Linked DNA regions of Homo sapiens: region 2 is linked to region 1. Evidence: read pairs that join two places in POLR2A ChIA-PET (ENCODE). Cell type or tissue: Panc1. All regions are shown on one strand. Region 1 overlaps CCDC195 (coiled-coil domain containing 195). Region 2 overlaps DOCK10 (dedicator of cytokinesis 10).

The links. ChIA-PET counts read pairs that join two places held together with the same protein. Peaks named below come from ENCODE experiments on the same cell type or tissue, not always from the same donor. Only the 100,000 strongest peaks of a DNase experiment are listed, where the experiment ranks them.
Region 2: POLR2A ChIA-PET joins it to region 1 with 6 read pairs; 1 of 35 experiments calls an interaction of 5 or more read pairs at or near these places.

The regions. Positions count from the first base shown.
Region 1 is chr2:224,708,517-224,713,516 of GRCh38, forward strand. It overlaps CCDC195 (coiled-coil domain containing 195), which reads right to left. Exons shown (of 3, transcript NM_001395236.1): 2 at 1,457-1,703. All of the region lies in intron 2 of LOC105373910 (a long non-coding RNA gene), which reads left to right. Among named protein-coding and RNA genes, the nearest start is that of CCDC195, 5.3 kb to the right of the region's middle. In Panc1, no CTCF peak of the experiment used is centred here; no DNase peak of the experiment used is centred here; H3K27ac peaks cover 1,150 bases.
Region 2 is chr2:224,770,477-224,775,476 of GRCh38, forward strand. It overlaps DOCK10 (dedicator of cytokinesis 10), which reads right to left. Exons shown (of 56, transcript NM_014689.3): 52 at 4,429-4,639; 53 at 2,681-2,871; 54 at 69-169. Among named protein-coding and RNA genes, the nearest start is that of CCDC195, 57 kb to the left of the region's middle. In Panc1, no CTCF peak of the experiment used is centred here; no DNase peak of the experiment used is centred here; H3K27ac peaks cover 2,221 bases.

The DNA of each region.
Region 1 (5,000 bases):
TGGTGACTCCAGTTAATCTCCCTGCTCCTATGATAGAACCTTCTGCAAGGGAAACACAATTTTCATCCTGTCTTTGGAAATCCAAATAAAGCTGATTCAACCTTTGTATCCCACATCCTGTGGGAAGTCCAGTGCCCTTTCCAATATTTATGAGAATTCCTACAGGCCTCTTGCTTATGGTTATCTCTTGATTTGCTTTCCTGCCACTGCTGAGTTCGATGGTGCTCTGGGTCTCTCAACAATCATATTTTTTGCATTTTCTCTTTCCCGTGATAAGCTAATAATCATGAGACCCAGGTCCCCTCCTCTTGATTTTCCTCCTTCTACTCACACAAGACAAAGACAAGTAGAGATCTTGCTGAAGAGTTAGGGCCTCATTGGGAGTTGGAAGGTAGGGATGCAGAGTGTGGGAGAGAGGGGGCAGTGCATGCTCCTGCACAGTTGTGCAGATAAATTAGGCTTGATGTTAGAGGACTTGACTCTACCACTTCAGGAGCCACTGGCCAAGTTTCCTCTAACAGACCCTGGCTTCTTTTTCTTTTTCTTTTCTTTCTTTTCCTTTCTTTTGTCTTTTTTTTTTTTTTTTTTTTGAGATGGAGTCTCACTCTGTCCCCCAGGCTGGAGTGCAGTGGTACTATCTCGGCTCACTGCAACCTCTGCCTCCCAGGTTCAAGTGATTCTCCTGCCTCAGACTCCCAAGTAGCTGAGGCTACAGGCGCAGGCCACCATGCCTGGCTAATTTTTGTATTTTTAGTAGAGACAGGGTTTTGCTATGTTGGCCAGGCTGGCCTTGAACTCCTGACCTCAAGTGATCCAGCCCGCCTCGGCATCCCAAAGTGCTTTCTTGACTGTTGTCTCACATCCCTCCCATTCTCAGGCTGTTCCAGCTCTCTAAATACCAATTCACATATTTTGGAGAGCAAATTGGTTTTCTCTTTGTCTCTTGGCCCTTATGAGTTATGCCTAAATAATTTTTTAAAACAATTTCCCCTAACGCCCACTAAGGCACCTGCCTCCACCAGAACAGCTGTTCTCTGAGAGGTGTTCTGCATTCAGCTCTTAAAGTAACTGTGCCTACTCCCTGAGATGCACTTTATTGCAGTAGATAGTTTACTTGTGTGCCTTTGTCACTTAATGAGAGTTTTGAATGTAATGGCTTACTTTTGCTGAATCTTGTATCACCAGTGCCTGGCTTAGAATATGATCACTAATGCTTAATGAATAAATGAGTACTAAGTTGTCCAGTTGTTAGAGGCATCTATTAGAGGGTGCCATTTAACCTCAAATAAATTTGTTACTTTAAATTCCCAAAATTGACATAGGTAATATGGAAATTATTTATATGCTATTTGGTTTTGTTTCCTCCACTAGATAAGACTTCATTTATCCAGGGGAAAGTCTCAGTAACCATCTCAGTATGGGCCTATTCACCAGCTTGAAGTGTATTTTACATTACCTGCAACCACAAACATGCTCAGGAGAAGCTCTTTGGCTGGTCCTATTGCTGGTGAGAGAATCTGTGGCAAACACCTTTTCTTCCATGTCTTGCTTCTTAATTGGAGAACATGCCAATGACTTCAGTGTTCTCTGACCTTCTAGAATTCCGCTCTTTGGGTGACTTTTCCCAGATTTCCAGGGATCATTTACAGCAGATGAGCAAACTGATGATGAAATGGAATAGCGTCTAACAATCATGACATTGCCTGTACAAAAGACACAAAATCCAACTTAAAAAAATTCTACCCTAATGACACTCACAAATGAAAAATGATAGAATTTTATTGAAACTAACTAGACAGAACTATTGTTTCTCATTACTTTTTTGGCATAAAAGATATCCATTTGGCCTGGCGCGGTGGCTCACACCTGTAATCCCAGCACTTTGGGAGGCCAAGGTGGGTGGATCACAAGGTCAGGCGATGGTGACCATCCTGGCCAATATGAAACCCTGTATCTACTAAAAATACAGAAATTAGCCAGGCGTGGTGGCGGGCACCTGTAGTCCCAGCTACTCAGGAGGTTGAGGCAGGAGAATTGCTTGAATCCGGGAGGCAGAGGTTGCAGTGAGCCAAGATCATGCCACTGCACTCCAGCCTGGGTGACAAGAGGGAAACTTCGTCTCAAACAATCAAATAAACAAAAAGCATTCATTGATTTATTTTACAAATATTAATTGAGTGCCAACCATATGCCAGGATCTTTTTTAAAAGATGGGAATGTGGTAGAGAACAACATAAAATTCCAGAGTTCACCTTCTTATGTGGAAGACAGACAGTAAACAATAGATGATAGAATTCACATAGTAATACATTCTAGGAAGGCAAATAAGGCTGATGAGGACAAGGGGATAGAGACAGATGCAGGAAGGTGTTCGGAGGCTATTTCAATTGTGTGGCCAGGGAAGACCTTTCTGAGAATACAGCATTAGAACAGGGGCTTGACATACATAGATAATAAAAATAGACCTTAAAATTGGGAGAACATGAATCTCCCAGACATGCCAATTCTTGATGGCCTTCTTACTCCTGATTCTAGAAGAACAGGCTTATCCACAGTGTCTGATCACCTGAATGGCCACAGGAATTTAACAGGTTGTTGCTAACTGGCCTATGATTGCATGTCTTGGCCTTAGTTGGGACAGTCGTTAAGAGGATGTCTATTGAGTGAGAGACAAACGCAAAGGAGACACATGGCAAAGAGCAAAGATGCATGGTGTGGGAAATTGGAGAGCCCCTGAAAGAGATGGAGAGATTTGTGGCTTTAGTTTCCAGGGACTTCCAATTCAGTTTCTATTCATAGAGTCTCCCAATAAACTCTTTCCTTGAGGTAAATCAAATCTTCCCTGTTTTTTTTTTTTTTTTTAATAATGAAAACATGTTGATTAAAAGGGCTTTATTTTAGAGGCTCTTGGTATGTCTGAACGCCAGCTCTTACACTGCATTAACTCTGTGATCTGGAGCTGGTCATTTAACCTCTACTTGGAGGTCTGGTGATTATCCAACATCTACTTGCATGTCCAGTGTTGTCCATGTGGCTTACAACACTGATCTCATGGGTTGGTTTTCATTTTCTGGAGCACTTTATGAGTGATTGTGGAATCTTCATTCTTTCTTACTGCAGCTTTGCCATGAACGAGCATGAAAGCGTAAAAAAACCACTGCATTATGGGTAGGCTTTGAGAGTGCCAGAAGCACAATTATTTTTTATTTATGTTTGCTGACTGCTTCTGGAAAAAGCAGACAGAAAATCATTATGGTTATTTCAAAAGGTGGAGGCTGTTTCGGCTTTTTGTAGAACAGAAGACTGAATTGTAGGAGAGGTCTAGGGAGAGTTTAAGTTCAAATCTGTTTGAAGTGATTAACTACAAATATTATTCATAAATTATCTTTAAATGCTCCCCTTGGTCATGATATGTAACTTCCATAATTATCTAAAAACAGATCTGTGACTACTTACAAACATAAACGTTTTTGTTTAGAAGGATTATAAAACAATCCCTTGATACTGAATCGTAGGAAAACACAACAGGAAATTATGCTGATGATAGCAAAATTACGTTTGTTTTTACTTGGGACCTACAGTTAATTTGGGAGTGATTAGCATATAGGCTTATTGTTCATCTCCATGGGTCACAAAGGGTCTGTGTCCTTCAGTTTCTTATTAACAAAAAAGATATTCAACACAGCATCACAGGCTCATTAGAACATTTTCAAAGATCACAGCCAAATGCAGTTTATTTGCCAGCAAAGGATGTGAGCAGAGAATCAGAGGTCCAGCAATGCTGTAAAGGGTTGTTTCTTTTATCTTTACAGCGGCAAATTGCTTCAAGGTTCCACAGGGCAAGAGGGGCCGGGAAACATCTCTGAAAGCACTGGCTAGATTTCATATCTACCAAATATTTGTGCACTATTACAGATGTTTCCATGAGCATTTACCCAGCAAGGATTCATTCCGAGCAGGCACTCTGCATTCTCAGTATATTTTATCACCACACAGCTGTGTCTGGGCTGTAGCGTAGCTCTGCGTCCTCGGGTGACTTCAGGGGAAGTAGGGTTCTCCATTCACAGAGAGCCTCACTTTATCTCACCACACATACCAAGGAACACACGGAGGAACTTTTAGCTCTAAGTGATCCACTTCCAGGTCCTCTTTAATTATTCCCTTTCTTAAAGTGAGACTCATATTTCTGATTTCACATTATTCTTTCTGAAAGAATAGGTTTATGTATTTTTGTTTCCAAAAAAGGATTGGAGAAGTTGGGTAAGATAATCTCTATGAGGCTTATATTTTCAACTGCAAATAAGGAAATTTCTACTGGATGATCTCTTCCCTCCCTCCCTTCCTTCCTTCCTTCCTTCCCTCCTTCCTTTTTGATGGAGTCTTGCACTGTTGCCCAGGCCAGAGTGCAGTGGTGCAATCTCAGCTCACTGCAACTTCCGCCTCCCGGGTTCAAGCGGTTCTCCTGCCTCAACCTCCCGAGTAGCTAGGACTACAGGCACGTGCCACCACGCCCAGCTAATTTTTGTATTTTTAGTAGAGACGGGGTTTCACCATGTTAGCCAGGATGGTCTCGATCTCCTGACCTCGTGATCCACCCACCTTGGCCTCCCAAAGTGCTGAGATTTCAGGAGTGAGCCACTGTGCCTGGCCTCTAACGTTCCTTTCTAGTAACAGATTTCTATGATTCAATTAATTGTAAGTATGAATTTCAATTGATGTTGGCAATTACTATTAAAACTACTGATAAAAACTTATGCTCAAGTCAAATAATAATATTTTTCTGACATGTCCAATGATATTATGACAACTATTACTTAGTAATTTACATTGAATCTTACTTACACTATCTTTACTCCTCTCAACAGCCCTGTGAGGTAGATTCCATCATTACCTCCATTTTACAGATGAAGAGAGTGATCATAAAAAGCTCTACATCACTCTGTATTCATAGAATCACAGGATTTTGCAGTTGGAATAGGACTTGGAAGACATTTAGCCCA
Region 2 (5,000 bases), 62 kb after region 1:
CTTGGGGGATTGAGGACTCCCTGTCTCAGGAAGTTCAAGGAAGAACATCCCAACAGCGAGAAGCTTACCTGAAGATCTCCTTCAAAAGCTTTACTTGGTTGTCAGGGTACTTCTTTGCATTGGTTTCTTCAAGAAAAGCTCGTGCATAGGCCATTGGCCCAGCATTAACCTGTTGAGAAGAAAATTGGTGAAGGATGATCTACCTTCTGCATGGAGTCTTTTCCACCGCTGGAAGAGGAGCAACTGTGCACCAATGGTGTGGTACCCCCATCTCACACCCTGCCTTCTAGTCCACTCATTTGTATACCTGACTTAGCTGCTGTCCTCCAACTTGTCAATAGAGCATGAGTCTGAGCTCCACCTTTCACTAACAAACTTCCCAAATTTCAGTCCTTTGCCAACCCCTTCACATTTTTTTTTTTTGTCATATCTGTACGTTGCTTGAACTACTATTTTTTTCTTTCTTTTTTTCTTTGTTAGAGACAGGGTCTCACTCTGTTGCCCAGGCTAGAGTGCAGTGGCATGATCACTGCAGCTTCAAACTATTGGGCTCAAGTAATCCTCTCGCCTCAGCCTCTCAAGTAGCTGGGACCACAGGTGTTTACTACCATGCCTGGCTAATTTTTTAAAGAAAGTTTTTGTAGAGACGGGGGAAGGGGGGCGGTCTCACTACATTGTCCCGGCTAGTCTGGAACTCTTGGCCTCAAGCAATCCATCTGTCTTGGCCTCCCGAAGTGCTGGGATTACAGGCATGAACCACCCACGGAATCTGCTGTTTTCTTAACAGCTTTTAAAACTAGACTCACTTCTATTAATTCCAATATATTTATTTAAATTTAACATTTGTGAAATCAAATGTTTGAAGTGCTAGTTTTTCTTTTCTATTAACACTCAAATAAACACATACTATTATGAAGGGATAATCCACAGTGGTAGTGGTGTGGGCACTGCCCTAGAATCAGTGTTTCACTGGGTTCCATTTGATGGTCTGGCTTAGATTCTGGCTCAAGGAGGCATTTATCAGATTTGCTGAATGAATGCACAGTGCTGGGTTCAATTCATGCTCATGCCCATGGATGGCCTCACTTGTGCAGGAGTTCATATCCCTTAGTGCATAGAAGCCTTTAATGTGGCTGTCAGGCTTGGGAAGGAAAAAGGTAAAAGAAGAAGGAAGCTGACTTCAGGGGCCTGTGACCAGCAGGCATGGCCAGTGTGGCAGATGCAGTCACTGGTACTGGGTGTACCATCTTTTGCTTCTCCAGATCAAATCTCCACTTCCCTTCACTCAGCTATGTGCCTAGGGAAGTCATCTTGTATGGGATAGGACAATGGCTCTCTTGCTTTCTGGCCTTCTCAGCCCATGGGGGACACAGACAAGGGAGGTAGGGAACGGGAGAGTGTGGTCAGTGTCAGGATCAGTAGCATTAATTTTTTCTTTGGCTTTTTTTTTTTTTTATTTTTTGAGATGGAGTCTTGCTCTGTCACTGATGCTGGAGTGCAATGGCATGATCTCAGCTCACTGCAACCTCCACCTCCCAGGTTCAAGCAATTATCCTGCCTCAGCCTCCCAACTAGCTGGGATTACAGGCGTGTGCCACCATGCCCGGCTAATTTTTGTATTTTTAGTAGAGGTGGGGTTTCACCTTGTTGGCCAGGCTGGTCTCGAACTCTTGACTTCAAGTGATCCATCCATCTCGGCCTCCCAAAGTGTTGGGATTACAGGCATGAGCCACTGCATCTGGACTTCTTTGGCTTTTAGGGTCCAATATAGCTGTGCAGGGTGCCACTACTGATCTTCCTTTATTTTAAAATTTAATACTTTATTCCTTACAAATACTTAGCATCAATTTATTAATATAATAAATAAAAATTAATGCCTTATTCCTGAGTTGCTTGGAGCTCCCTTTAATTTTGTGCCCAAGGTGAGTGCCTTACTCACCTCACCTGCCTGGCCCTGGTCAGAGTACTAAGCCCCAGGGCGTCCTCCTTGCAGAAGCCTCCCTATCGCTAGCTGAAGTCACTCCTGTCTACTTGTCTGTCATCAGATGGACCTCTCAGCTCCCCTGTCTGCTTCCACTAACCCTCCTCTCCTTGCATCTTCAGGTCTAGGGTGGTCACACCGCCTGAGTGCTGCCAGCCCCTGTGCCAGCCCTTTCTGGCTTTCCCAAATGCTGCACACACTTTTGGGAACAGTTTATTTACTCTATCCTCCTCAATCACTCACTGAGCATGCCATCTGCTTCCTGTCACAACTCTGCCAGACAGATAAACATGCATGCACCTTTTATGAACTAGTAATCATTCTTTTTTGGATTTGTTTCAAAACAATTTTTTAAGGCTCTTAATGACAGATATGTACAAGAATGTGGTGTTTCTTCATTAGTTAATTCATTTGTTAGTATACAGATATAGAACACAGTTATCCATAGAAGATGGGATAGCAAGGTGGAGGAAGAATACATTTTATTTCAGCTAAACTTAAGAAAGGCCTATCTACAGGTGTTGAGTAACATTAATGCACATTGACAACTAGAAGCCATTTTAAAGACCCAGATAAAGGTGTTCTATTCTCACAAAAGGGAAAATGTTTCTTATATTCTTTGTAAACAAAGTTCTCAGGGCATTTTACACCTGGTTTCATTGGCCATGTGCATCTCAGCCCTGGGCAATGCTTACTCACCTTCACGCTGACACTTCCTTGCAGTTTGAGCTGCAGTCTGATCATGTCCACTTCTTCCATTGTGCAAAGCTGATTAAGCTCAGAAACCTTCTTGGACATCTCGTCAATTGCCACTTCAATTGGATTCAGTTCTGTGCTCGATTGGCTAATTACTTGTATTCTCTTCTTCACGTAGGGGAACAGGTGACTCGCTGTACAAAAGCCATACAAAGGGATTTCAAGGTTGAGGATTAGTGAAGAGTCAAGGGTTTCCCTGAAGGACCAGAGGATCATGTATCATTTCACGGCACATGGCACCTTCCATTCTGCATGCTTTTCATGCATGGGAGTTACTTTTTCTGCTAGGTGCCATCCTCTCTAATACCTCTTAGCTTGTGCCCAAGCTCCTTTGACCTGTGTGCCCTTCTGCCTTCACTGCTAACAGGCCCTCATTCTCAGGGCTGTTTTAGGCCTTTAGAATTTTTTTCTTTTTTCTTTCTATCTTTTTTTTTTTTTGAGATGAGTCTCGCTCTGTAGCCAGGCTGGAGTGCAGTGGCGCGATCTCGGCTCACTGCAGTCTCCGCCTTCTGGGTTCAAGTGATTCTCCTGCCTCAGCCTCTCGAGTAGCTGGGACTACAGGTGTGCGCCACCATGCTCAGCTAATTTTTGTATTTTTAGTAGAGACGGGGTTTCACCATGTTGGCCAGGATGGTCTTGATCTCTTGACCTCATGATCCGCCCGCCTCTGCCTCCCATGTGCTGGGATTACAGGCGTGAGCCACCGCACCCGGCCAGCCTTTAGAATTTCTAAACACTGAAAAGATTAAAGCTTCCACAGCAACTTGTAATTCAAATAAAAACTACACTAACCCACAATACAGAATGCCTAAATATATACCAAGTAGTATATATTGATATAGCTTTGTTGTGGCTTTTTTATTTCAAAAGTTTTGGATACATTTACTGAAGGCAGACGCTTGTCACAGTTTAGACATCAGTGCTACTGATAGGCTGTAGCCTATTCCAGGATGGCCCAGCTCTCAAAGCGGGTTACTGATCATTTCCTCCAGAATGCCCTTGCTCACCTCCCCTGCAGCCAGCCTTAGGAGCCCCCACTGGGTGCTCTTGTTTCATTTCTCCTGCTCCGCTCATCTGAAATTCTTGCCTTACTTGGCTCTTTCTCCTACCAGACTGTGAGCACCTTGAGGGCAAGAATCATGTTTCATTTGCATTACCAGTACCCAGAACAGTGCCCAGCCCCTAGCAGGGCCTCACTAAAAGTGTGTTGAGGAAATGAAAGGATGACTAGCTCACAGCATAGATCTAGAGAGCACATCGAGGGATATTGGAGACCGACATCTGCATTCGTTTTACAGATGAAGAATATGAATCCCAGAGTGGTTTAGAATCTTTCCCCAAAGCACACGATAAGAGCTGTTAACCCTGAAACAATTGAAGGTAGACTCAGAGAGGAAAGTTCAGAGTGCCTTGTGCCTTTCCCAAGGCACTGACCCCATCACCCTTCACACTTACAACCTTAAGGGAATAGGTATGCAAAGCAACTCTTTTGACAATTTCTCCTCTGGTTGACTTCTGTTAATGGAGAATAAAGAGATGGAAATCTCTTCTTGGCAAACATTTCCCAGTTAGCACATGTTGGGTACTTCTCTGCAGGACTGAAATAACTCTTGATTCCTACTGATCCAGCCCTATAAAGGGGCCTGTGCTGGAACAGGTGCCACATGTGTGGCCCGGCTACCTGCACCTACTTGTCAGGATCGTCCGCCGCTTGCACTGCTCCGCCACCCCACCGTGCTTCTTGCCCGACAGCGTGAAGGGTGTCTCGAAGACAAAGCGGTTGATGTTGTGGTGCATTTCGAAATCTGTCTTCCGGTCTTCGATTTCCTTTTCCTCAAAGAACGGCGTCACATAGGTCACCTGGATGTAGGCATATTTGGGGTCCAAATCCTTGGGGTTTACCTGTGTTAACAGATTATGGGCAAAGTGAGTGGTGTGCCCTGGAGCGCTCTGAAAGCGGGAAGCTCCCATTCCCTCAGCTTGCATCCAGAGGAGGCTGTGCCTCTCCCCTTGGAGAAAAATGGGCAGTCACATCATTTCAGAGCTGGGCAGGATCACAGAGAGAGTAAAGGCTGGACTGCAGCTGAGCAGCCAGGTCTGTAGGGGTGGAATTAGAGCCAGCATACCAAGTAGGTGAGGCTCTTCCAGATGTGCCTGGCTGTGGCATGTTATTTAGTCTTTTATTTTCTCTCTTCTCTGTAATGAATGTTCAATCGCCTTTGTCTGGAATGCAAACTTCTTTTATTTTTCATTTTATTTATAT